2 separate regions of the Homo sapiens genome follow, and region 1 is linked to region 2. The links are chromatin contacts, found by Hi-C or POLR2A ChIA-PET in ENCODE. All regions are on one chromosome and are shown on one strand. The core of a region is the stretch at or near the end of the contact, and the rest is flanking DNA. Distances in the headings are between cores, read along the strand shown. Region 1 overlaps ORC2 (origin recognition complex subunit 2). Region 2 overlaps NIF3L1 (NGG1 interacting factor 3 like 1).

Region 1 (5,051 bases), core at 259-2,758, 39 kb after region 2:
TTTGTTTAGGGGCCATTTTATTTTTACTTTAACAATTTTCTTTCTCTCGCTTTTTTTTTCTAAAGACCAAAGACCAAATCACTTATAATAGAGGCCATTTTAAATAAAAAAATATAAGTGTTATCTTTAATGATGCTCTCACACTCACACCATGAGAGGCATGTGGAAAATGAACCCAAATGAAGAAACAGATTTACCTTTTCCAAGTTAACTCTCACACTGGGACACTGTTCACTGAGAAAAAGGGCACATACCAAATTAACTGCTTTTTTGCTTTTTTTCTCTAAATGGAGAAGGTGTAGTTAAATTTGTACAAGTGAAAGCCATTTTACTGGCTCCTAAACCTTTCTAACCTGCCCCCATTTTTATCCTCCAGTCTTGAAACTGACCCAAAATACTCATAACAATCTCTACAAATGAATTGGCTGCTTCTTCTTCCTTAATCCCTTCGGTCTTCTATATGATTCACTAAGTTTTTTTTTTTTTTTTAATCTTCCCTTGATATTAATTCCTCCATTTGAGTCTTATGACATTATCCTGGTTCCCAAGCTACTGGTTGTGGTTATTTCATCTCTTCTTCACTGTCCTCAGCCTCCTCAACATTCTAGGCATACTTAAGGCTCAGTCCTTGCTCTTCTCTTTATGTCATTTTTGGATTAAAGGCTGATTCACAGGATAGGGAAAAAACTTCATATGAAAAGAAGCAACAAAAGCAACTTAGCTGAGATCATTTTGGTGTTATACTGAAACATAAAAATGCTCCACCTGATTTTAAATAACTATTAAACTACAAAGGAGCCAGGGAGAAAAGAATAAAAAGGAAGAATTGAAGAGGATTAAGAACAAGATAGTCTCTTTTTTTTTGAGATAGAGTCTTGCTCTGTCGCCCAGGCTGGAGTGCAGTGGTGCGATCTCAGCTCACTGCACCCTCTGCCTCCCAGGTTCAAGCAGTTATCCAGCCTCAGCCTCCTGAGTAGCTGGGATTACACATGTGTGCCATCATGCCCACCTAATTTTTTGTATTTTTAGTAGAGCGGGGGTTTCACCATGCTGGCCAGGCTAGTCTCAAACTCCTGACCTCGTGATCTGCCTGCCTTGGCCTCCCAAAGTGCTGGGATTACAGGTGTGAGCCACCGCGCCCGGCTAAGATAGTCATTTTTGTGAGCACACAGAGATAGGCAGACATTCCAACACCTCTTGGATGACTCAACATGTCTAATAAGCACCAGGCACAATGCCTAGTACAAGTACCTGTCGCCCAGGAGTACACTGGCGTGATCATGGCTCACTGCAGCCTTGACCTCCTGGGCCCAAGCAATCCTCCCACCTCAAACTCCCAAATAGCTGAGACCACAGGCGTGCGCCACTATGCCTAGCTAATTTTTAAATTTTTGTAGAGACTGGGTCTTCCTATGTTGCTCAGGCTGGTTTCAAACTCCTGGCCTCAAGTTCTCCTCCCGCCTCGGCCTCTCAAAGTGCTAAGATTACAAGCATGAGTCACCACGCCCAGCGGTGAATCACTATTTAACACATAACTTTGTGTTTAGTTATGACTATGAATGGCAAAAAGTTACAGTGTTTCTTTATGTCAGGGGTCAGCAAGCTATAAGTCTATGGGGCCAAACCCAGCCTTTCCACTTGTTTTAAGTACAGCTTTATGTAGCCACACCATCCATACGTATTGTCTGTGGCTGCTTTTCAGCTACAACAGCCAAGTTCAGTAGTCACAACAGAGACTGTCTAGCTCACAGAGCTGAAAATATTTACTGTCTGGCCCTTTACAGAAAAAGCTGGCTGACCTTTGCTCTGTATTAATCATCTACATGCACACTTTCAATGCATGTGTACAGTTTTTATTCTTTTCTTGCTCCTATGTCATATTTGTTTTTGATGATATTAAATGAAATGTAATGGCATGGCTGTTGACTCTATTAATAGAAAATTAGACCTGGACATGGTGGCTCAAGCCTATAATCCCAGCACTTTGGGAGACCGAGGTGGGTGGATCACTTGAGTCTAGGAGTTCGAGACCAGACTGGGCAACATGAAGAAACCCTGTCTCTACAAAAGAATAGAAAAATTAGCCAGGTGTGGTGGCGTGTGACTTTAGCCCGAGCTAAAGGGACACTGAGGAAAGGAAGCTGAGGCAGGAAAATTGCTTGAGCCTAGGACATGGAAGTTGCAGCAAGCCAAGATTACACCACACGTTCCAGCCGGGGCAATACAGTGAGACCCTTAAAAAAAATTATGATATTATTTGTGGGCTTGCAAAAAAAAATAGGGCATAAATTTTGTATCTTTATATTCATTATTCTATTAATTCATCTGTATTGTATTTTACACAATAAACTGGTCTCTGTCTAATGATAGCTTTAGATTAGTCTATTATCTGGTCCTATCTAACCAATCTATTTTCTAATTTTTTTAAAAAGATACTTATTTTCTTTTACCTCATTTATATTTATCTGCTCCTCTGTTGATGAACATTTAGCTTGATTCCATATCCTGGATATTGCAAAATAATACTGCAATGAACACGGGAGTGCAGATATCTCTTCGACATACTCATTTCATACCCTTTGGGTATATATCTAGTAGTGGGATTGCTGGATCTCAATCTATTTTTAATTTACCCATTTATTTCTCCAGCCTGACTGAACTCCTCACTTTCTTCTCTACCTGGTACTTCTACTTTTGCTCTTTTGTTTACATTTATTTTCTTACTCTAGATACATTCTCTGTATTTTACAAAGCCTTCCTATCTAACTTATAGTCTATTTCTAGCCCTATATCTTGGTTAGCCCAATTATATGAAAATCTATTTTTTTTTTTAATTTTTTTTTATAGAGACAAGGTCTCACTAGGTTGCACGGGCTGGTCTCAAACTCCTGGGCTTAAGTGATCCTCTTACCTTTTCCTCTCAAAGTGTTGGGATTATAGGTGTGAGCTACCATGCCTGGACAAAATCATCATTTATACTCAGAATAACATATGATTTTCTGGCAGATCATGTTATTTATTAAATATTAAGGCATTCTATTTTACTGATATATTTAGATGTAAACACAATTAGCAACAATACTTAATGAGTCAATGAAATTCATTAAAGAGCATCATAACTAAACAAAGATTATAGAAAGTCTGATCAGTCTGTTAAACTGCGTTCCTGAAATTTCATGGTCATAATAATAAAGACGAAATATCTATAAAACTATCTTCTCATGACTTTAAAATGTGTATTTCTTTCAGATATGATGACAGAAATGCGCAGAATGAGGATAATATTCCAGTTTTATGCAGTGCTTACAAATACAACACATTATCATCTTTAAGTTATGAGCATGCTAATTCTCCAAATGGAGAACTACTACTTGATTACTCCTGTGAGTTCTATTTCACTTTACAATAATAATTCTCCTCTTTCTCCAGTGGTATTTCTTTGTCCTGCACCATTGTCCTAGGGTTTCATTTTGGTCTTGCTGTCTACTTTATCTTTCTAATTATTACATCAGCATTTCTTCTCTGGTTTCTCAGTGCTCCTATACAGGATTCAGTCATTTTTATAGATTTAAAAACTTAATTTCTTGTTTTTTCAGATGGAGTCTCTTTCTGTCACCCAGGCTGGAGTGCAGTGGTGCAATCTTGGCTCACTGCAACCTCCACGTTCTGGGTTCAAGTGATTCTCCTGCCTCAGCCTCCCAGGTAGCCAGAATTACAGGTGTGTGCCACCACACCCAGCTAATTTTTGTATTTTTAGTAGAGCTGGGTTTCACCATGTTGGCCAGGCTGGTCTTGAACTCCTGACCTCAAGTGATCCACCTACCTCGGCCTCCCAAAGTGCTGGGATTACAGGAGCGAGCCACCGCGACCAACCAAAAAAACTTAATTTCTTGATGTAGATAATAAATACTAAGAAACACATCAATTAATGTAAATTATTGTATGTACCATGTTATGTTCAAAATCAGTAATGTATTTAATGTTACACATTTTAGAAAAACTAAACTGATTTTGGCAACTGATTAACTTATATTCAGAAATACAGGTTTTATAATTACTTCTCATATATTCCTCATCAGTGTCAACATTTAACATATTTTATTTTTACTTGACCTTGAATGTTTACATGTGTCATTGGCTACAGTGATTGAATAAAAACAAACCACTGAAGAAATATCCATAGGTGTTTTATAATTATACGTTATAAGCCCTCTTTTTCAACTATTACATTTACCAGGTGGATAATTATTATACTTTTGTTCCTGACTTTTTGGTATTTCCAAACTTTGTATTTATATACCTTTATAATTTTCAAAGTGCTTTCACATATATTATTTCCCTTCCTTACTGCTTTCAAAAATGATGACCCCCTCATACCACAAGATCGAAATACAGTGCCATCTGATTTTTTTGTTTTTGTTTTTTTGAGACAGGGTTTCACTCTGTCACCCAGGCTGGAGTGTAGTGGTGTGATCATGGCTCACTGCAACCTTGAACCCCTAGGCTCAAGTCATCCTCCTGCTTCAGCCTCCCAAGTAGCTGGGACTATAGGCATGTACCACCATGCCTGGCTAATTTTTTAATTTTCTTTTTTTTTTTGAGACTGAGTCTCGCTCTGTCGCCCAGGCTGGAGTGCAGTGGCGCGATCTCGGCTCACTGCAAGCTCCGCCTCCCGGGTTCACGCCATTCTCCTGCCTCAACCTCCCGAGTAGCTGGGACTACAGTCGCCCGCCACCACGCCTGGCTAATTTTTTTTTTTGTATTTTTAGTAGAGACGGGGTTTCACTGTGTTAGCCAGGATGGTCTCGATCTTCTGACCTTGTGATCCACCTGCCTCGGCCTCCCAAAGTGCTGGGATTACAGGCGTGAGCCACTGCACCCAGCCTAATTTTTAAATTTTCTGTAGAGACAGGGTTTCGCTATGTTGCCCAGGCTGGTACTGAACTACTGGCCTCAAGCGATCCTCCTGTCTTGGCCACCCAAAGTGCTGAGATTACAGGCATGAGCTACCATGCCTGGCCTGAATTTTGAAAAATAATTGACAGTTTAAT
Region 2 (5,726 bases), core at 1,532-4,031:
AAAAGAAGTTGGAATTCTCAGTGGGATGGATTTTATTTTTATATTTTCAAGATAGTCTTACTCTGTCACCCAGGCTGAAGTGCAGTGGTGCAGTCTCGGCTCACTGCAACCTCCAGGCCCTGGACTGAAGCTATTCACCTGTCTCAGCCTCCTGAGTAGCTGGGATTACAGGCACGCACCACCACGCCCAGCTAATTTTTGTGTTTTTAGTAGAGATGGAAGTTTCACCATGTTGGCCAGGCTAGTCTAGCACTCCTTAGCTCAGGTGATCTGCCTGCCTAGGCCTCCCAAAGTGCTGGGATTACAGGCGTGAGCCACCGCGCCCAGACTTTTCTCTCTTTTTAAGTTGGAGGACATAAAAGAAAACTGTACACTACTTTCTAGATTTATATGTAAAACAGTTCTGCTCTATTACATTCACTTCATATAGACTACAAACTTGGTATTTCTGCTTTTGTGTTTCCTCATTCCACAGATTCCATATTTAGCATTTAAGAATTTGCTCTTCCCTTTTTGGTAGGTGAGATGTCCCATCATGATACTTTGGATGCTGCTTCCCAAGGAATAAATGTCATCCTCTGTGAACACAGCAACACTGAACGAGGCTTTCTTTCTGACCTTCGAGATATGCTGGATTCTCACTTGGAGAATAAGATAAATATTATCCTATCAGAGACTGACAGGGACCCTCTTCAGGTGGTATAATTGCAGAAACATCAGGATAACACATTCTACAAATCAGCTGGATGCCAACTTAAATTTGTAACATGAGTCAGTGGGACTGGTGTGCTTCCAGAGAGTGTCTTCGAGGGTATCATCATTTCCGGTTTGTTAATCTTATTCACCAAATGTTCTATCGCTCGTAAGGTAAAACTGTAATATAACTACCATATTAAATAACAAATGTTCATTATAAACTCTAGGAAAGATTGAATAAAATCTGTTTACTTAACATTCTTTGGAAGGAGCTCAAGTGATTCTGTCCTTAGTTTAATTGTAGATGGGATGGATCCATTTGGGTATCTCTGCCCTTGGTTAGTTAACATTATGCTTGAAAAACTTGGGCTTGAACACTTCTAGGTAGTAGCCTTTTTGCAGTGATAAGAAGTTCTGTTTGTCCTTGTTCCTAGTTCTGCCTACATTCCAGTCTCTCACCTAAATTTCAGAATCAGAATGAGATTTATCAGGATGTTGTTTTGAAAATATGTATACACAATCATTATTCATATTACTGTTACTTTATTGCTTTTTAGATGACTTACCTGTAATTTTTTTTTCTTCCACAGTCCTTTGTTCCCGATTTCTGCTCTGTCACTTCCCTCTCCTGGCAATGAACTTGGCTGCCGCAGGCAGGGGGCAGGGCCAGGGAATGAAATTCCAGAGCAGAAAGAACAAAGTCAGATATCTCAAAATATCATCCTGCCCCATTTAATCTGGGCCTTTTATCCATGTGGATGCCCCTTTCTAAACAGCACCTGCGCTGGGCTGCGAGGCCCCTGCCTGCCTGCTGCTGGTTGGGCAGGGCAGATACACCTTTCTCCACCTGAGGACTGCGTTCTCAGGTAATCTGGCTAAAGCAATATTCCCTCCATTTTAGGCATTCTTAGATTGCTTTTATGATTTGTGCTATTTTACCATACCACATGTAATTTTTACTTCATGCTTTTGTGTAAAGCAACTTTTTCTCTTTTTGTTTATTTTTTATTGTGGTAAAATTCACATAACATAAAATTCGCCATTTTATTTTCCTGCCCCCCCCTTCCAAAATTCACCATTTTAAAGTATACAATTCCGTAGCTTTTAGTACATTTACAGTGTTGTGGTACTGTTACCACTACAGTTCCAAAGCATTTTTCATCACCACAGAGGGAAGCCCCCATTAAGTAATAATTCCCTCCTCCCATCCCCTGGATCCTATTTCTATGGATTTGTCTATTTTGGATATTTTCTATAAGTGGAATCATAAACATGTGGTCCTTTGTGTCCGGCATCTTTCACTTATGTTTTCTCCATTACTGCCGCCTTTTGTGTTTGATTTTTTTTCTAGTATTTTGACTCCCTTATTTCCTTTTAAGTATCTATTTTATCTTCTTACCTATCTTTAAAGGAAATTTTATGTGACATCCATTATAACTTAAATATTTACTTAATCTATATTAAATACAGGATTATTAAAATACAAAGGAACACTGCTCAAAAGAAATGTCATTTTTTTTTAATGTCATTTTTTTTTTTTTTTTGGAGACGGAGTCTCACTCTGTTGCCCAGGCTAGAGAGCAGTGGCATGATTACAGCTCCCTGCAACCTCTGCCTCCCGGGTTCAAGCGATTCTCCTGCCTCAGCATTCCAAGTAGCTGGGATTACAGGCACACGTCACCATTCCCAGCTAATTTTTGTATTTTTAGTAGAGACGAGGTTTCACCATGTTGGTCAGGCTGGTCTCCAACTCCTAGGCTCAGGGGATCCGCCCACCTCATCCTCCCAAAGTGCTGGGTTACAGGTTGAGCCACCGTGCCTGGCCTGAAATGTCATTTTTAAGCTTAGTGTCTAATGACATGTTTTGTGTTGTTTTGCTGATTTAATAAATAAGGCCAGATACTGACATGAAACAGTGGTTTAGTAATCCCTTATCTACTCCAGAAAGCTGAAGGCTGAGGAAGGACATGCACATTCCCTCACAGGTGTCACATGAAAAATCTTCCCTATCCTGTAGGACTTAAAAGGTCGCCTTGGATGCCCACATGGACAATACATTCCAGGTGGAAGGTTGCAGATTGTAGGGAATAGTGTCACCACCTTTGTTGTGCATCCATGACACCTTATATAATCTCTTGTGCACATGTATTAGAGGGTGCTCCATACCAATCTAGATCAGGATCCAAATCAGACACTAGTGCAGGAAAGAAGTGAAGCTGGCCAGGAGGTGGCAGCAACAGTTCAGCCCAAGGCAAGTGCTGCTGGGCAGAATGAAGGTCCAGCGTGGCCAAGTCTTCCTGATCTTTCAGGGGCAAAGGAAATCTGGATTTTTAATATGTGGGGTGTTAAAATATACATATATTATCATATATAAAACATACATATATACATGTTTCTGCACAGTTCCTGGCTTATAACTCCTCTAGCCCTTGTTACAGTCTTTTAGGTGTGTTAAGCCTCAGGGGCAGGCCTCAGGAAACAATCTCTCAGAGTTCTCCTGCCCTCCTTTCACCAGTCCCAAAGCAAAATCCTAATCTCCCTCCTTTTTCTTTTTTATTTAGAGACAAGGTCTTGCTCTGTCACCCAGGCTGGAGTACAGTGGTGTGATCATAGCTCACTGCAGCTTCAAACTCCTGGGCTCAAGTGACCCTCTCTCCTCAGTCTCCTGGGTAGCTGGGCCTACAGGCACCTGCCACCACCCACCCCCTACTGACTAATTTTTTCAAATTAAAAAAATTTTTACTTTTGTAAAGACCGGGTTTTGCTACACTGCCTAGGCTGGTCTTGAGCTCCTGAGCTCAGGGAATCCTCCTGCCTTGGCCTCTCAAAGTGCTGGGATTACAGGTGTGAGCCACTGAGCCTGGCCGTTTTTTTTTTTTGAGACGGAGTTTCACTCTTGTTGCCCAGGCTGGAGGGCAATGGCGTGATCTTGGCTCACCACAACCTCCGTCTCCCGGGTTCAAGCGATTTTCATGCCTCAGCCTCCCGAGTAGCTGGGATTACAGGAATGTGCCACCAGACCCAGGTAATTAAGCATTTTTAGTAGAGATAGGGTTTCTCCATGTTGGTCAGGCTGGTTTCAAACTCCTGACCTCAGGTGATCCGTCCTCCTCGGCCTCCCTAAGTGCTGGGATTACAGGCGTGAGCCACCACACCCGGCCTTATTTTTTTTTATTTTTTATTTTTTGTGAGACAGAGTCTCACTCTTTCACCCAGGCTGGAGTGCAGTGGCACGATCTCAGCTCAATACAACCTCCGCCTCCCAGGTTGAAGCAATTCTCCTGCCTCAGCCTCCCAAGTAGCTGGGATTACAGGCATTCGCCACAATGCCCAGCTAATTTTGTATTTTTAGTAGAGATGGGGTTTCACCATGTTGGCCAGGGTAGTCTAGAACTCCTGACCTCAAGTTATCCACCTGTCTCAGCCTCCCAAAGTGCTGGGATTACAGGCGTGAGCCACTGTGCCAGGCAAATGCTGCCATTTTAAGACCTACACTTTGGGTACCAAAGGTAAAGATGTTGACCCTAAATACTTGGGAAGCCTGGGGCCAGTGATAAATATAAAAATTGGTATGAAAATTTAGTAATGAGCTTTGTATTGTACTCATGCTTAAAGTTATATTTTCCATAGCATCAGTCTTTTCAAATTTGCCTTATTCAACACATTAAGGATGCTACAACTTATGCTATTAAAACCTCATAGGCTGGGTGAGGTGGCTCACACCTGTTAATCCCAGCACTTTGGGAGACCCAGGTGGGTGGATCACTTGAGCCCAGGAGTTCAAGACCAGCCTAGGCAACATGGTGAAACCCCATCTCTACAGGAAAAAAAAAAAAAAAAAAAGCCAGGTGTGGTGGTGTGTGCCTCCTGTAGTACCAGCTACTCAGGAGGGTAAGGTGGGTGGATCACTTGAGCCCAGGAGGTCAAGGCTGCAGTGAGCTGAGATGGCACCACTGCACTCTAACCTGGGTGACAGAGACCCTGTCTCAAAAACAAACACTTATAGACATTTCATATTTCACCTTAATATCCTCACAACTACTGCCTTTTGTGTAGTAAGTGTTCAAATTTAGGCTATTCAGGATTATGCTGGAAGAGTAATTTGACCTCATAGAATATAAAAAGTACATTCTGAACAATGCCACTGCCTCCACATTTGAATTAGCTGGAACAAAGAGTAGACTTCTAAAGTTATTTTGTTTAAAAGTTAGGCAAAATCTATTTATCAGCCCCCAAACCAACTGATCTTTTATTTTGAGACAGGGTCTCACTCTGTTACCCACCAGGCTGGAGTGCAGTGGCATGATCACAGCTCACTGCAGCCTCAGCTTTCCTGGGCTCAGATGATCGATCCACCTAAGCCTTCTGAGTAGCTGGGACTACATGGTGCGTGCCACCATGCCCAGCTAATTTTTTGTATTTTTAGCAGAGACAGGGTTTCGCCATGTTGGCCAGGCTGGTCTTGAACTCCTGGCCTCAAGAGATTGGCCTGCCTTGGCCTCCCAAAGTGCTGGGATTACAGGTGTGAGCTACTGCGCCTGTTTCCACTGAATTTTTTTTTTTTTTTTTGAGACGGAGTCTCGCTCTGTCGCCCAGGCTGGAGTGCGGTGGCGTGATCTCGGCTCACTGCAAGCTCCGTCTCCTGGGTTCACGCCATTCTCCTGCCTCACCCTCTCAAGTAGCTGGGACTACAGGCGCCCGCGACCACGCCCGGCTAATTTTTTGTATTTTTAGTAGAGACGGGGTTTCACCGTTTTAGCCAGGATGGTCTCGATCTCCTGACCTCGTGATCCGCCTGCCTCGGCCTCCCAAAGTGCTGGGATTACAGGCGTGAGCCACCACGCCCGGCCTCCACTGATCTTTTATATGAGTGAAGTGATCATGTATTAAAATAACAAACAATGCTAAGAAAGTCCAGTTTCTGGACTACTGTGAGAACTAATTTAGCAGTCCTTGCACAATAAATTCAGCACTGTGGCAAATTTATAAACAATAAATGTTTGACATCTCCTGTGCCTTTTTTTTTTTTT

Evidence for each region. A loop is a pair of places that touch in the nucleus more often than their neighbours do. ChIA-PET counts read pairs that join two places held with the same protein, here RNA polymerase II (POLR2A).
Region 1: a map with no recorded cell type shows a loop between it and region 2 (2.0-fold over the local background). The contact joins two enhancer-like sites. A Hi-C loop is called at or near these places in 1 of 168 maps with a recorded cell type or tissue (colonic mucosa) and 2 of 37 single-sample maps with no recorded cell type. POLR2A ChIA-PET finds 5 or more read pairs at or near these places in 12 of 52 experiments (A673, B cell, H1 and 7 more).

The regions. Positions count from the first base shown.
Region 1 is chr2:200,943,328-200,948,378 of GRCh38, forward strand. All of the region lies in intron 5 of ORC2 (origin recognition complex subunit 2), which reads right to left. Among named protein-coding and RNA genes, the nearest start is that of ORC2, 18 kb to the right of the region's middle. Within about 2 kb of position 1,509, at least 7 of the 41 ENCODE cell types and tissues checked have a DNase peak (open chromatin) inside an H3K27ac peak, as active enhancers do.
Region 2 is chr2:200,902,974-200,908,699 of GRCh38, forward strand. NIF3L1 (NGG1 interacting factor 3 like 1) reads left to right here. Exons shown (of 7, transcript NM_001369441.2): 7 at 521-952. The coding sequence ends at 705. Among named protein-coding and RNA genes, the nearest start is that of NIF3L1, 16 kb to the left of the region's middle. Within about 2 kb of position 2,782, at least 2 of the 41 ENCODE cell types and tissues checked have a DNase peak (open chromatin) inside an H3K27ac peak, as active enhancers do.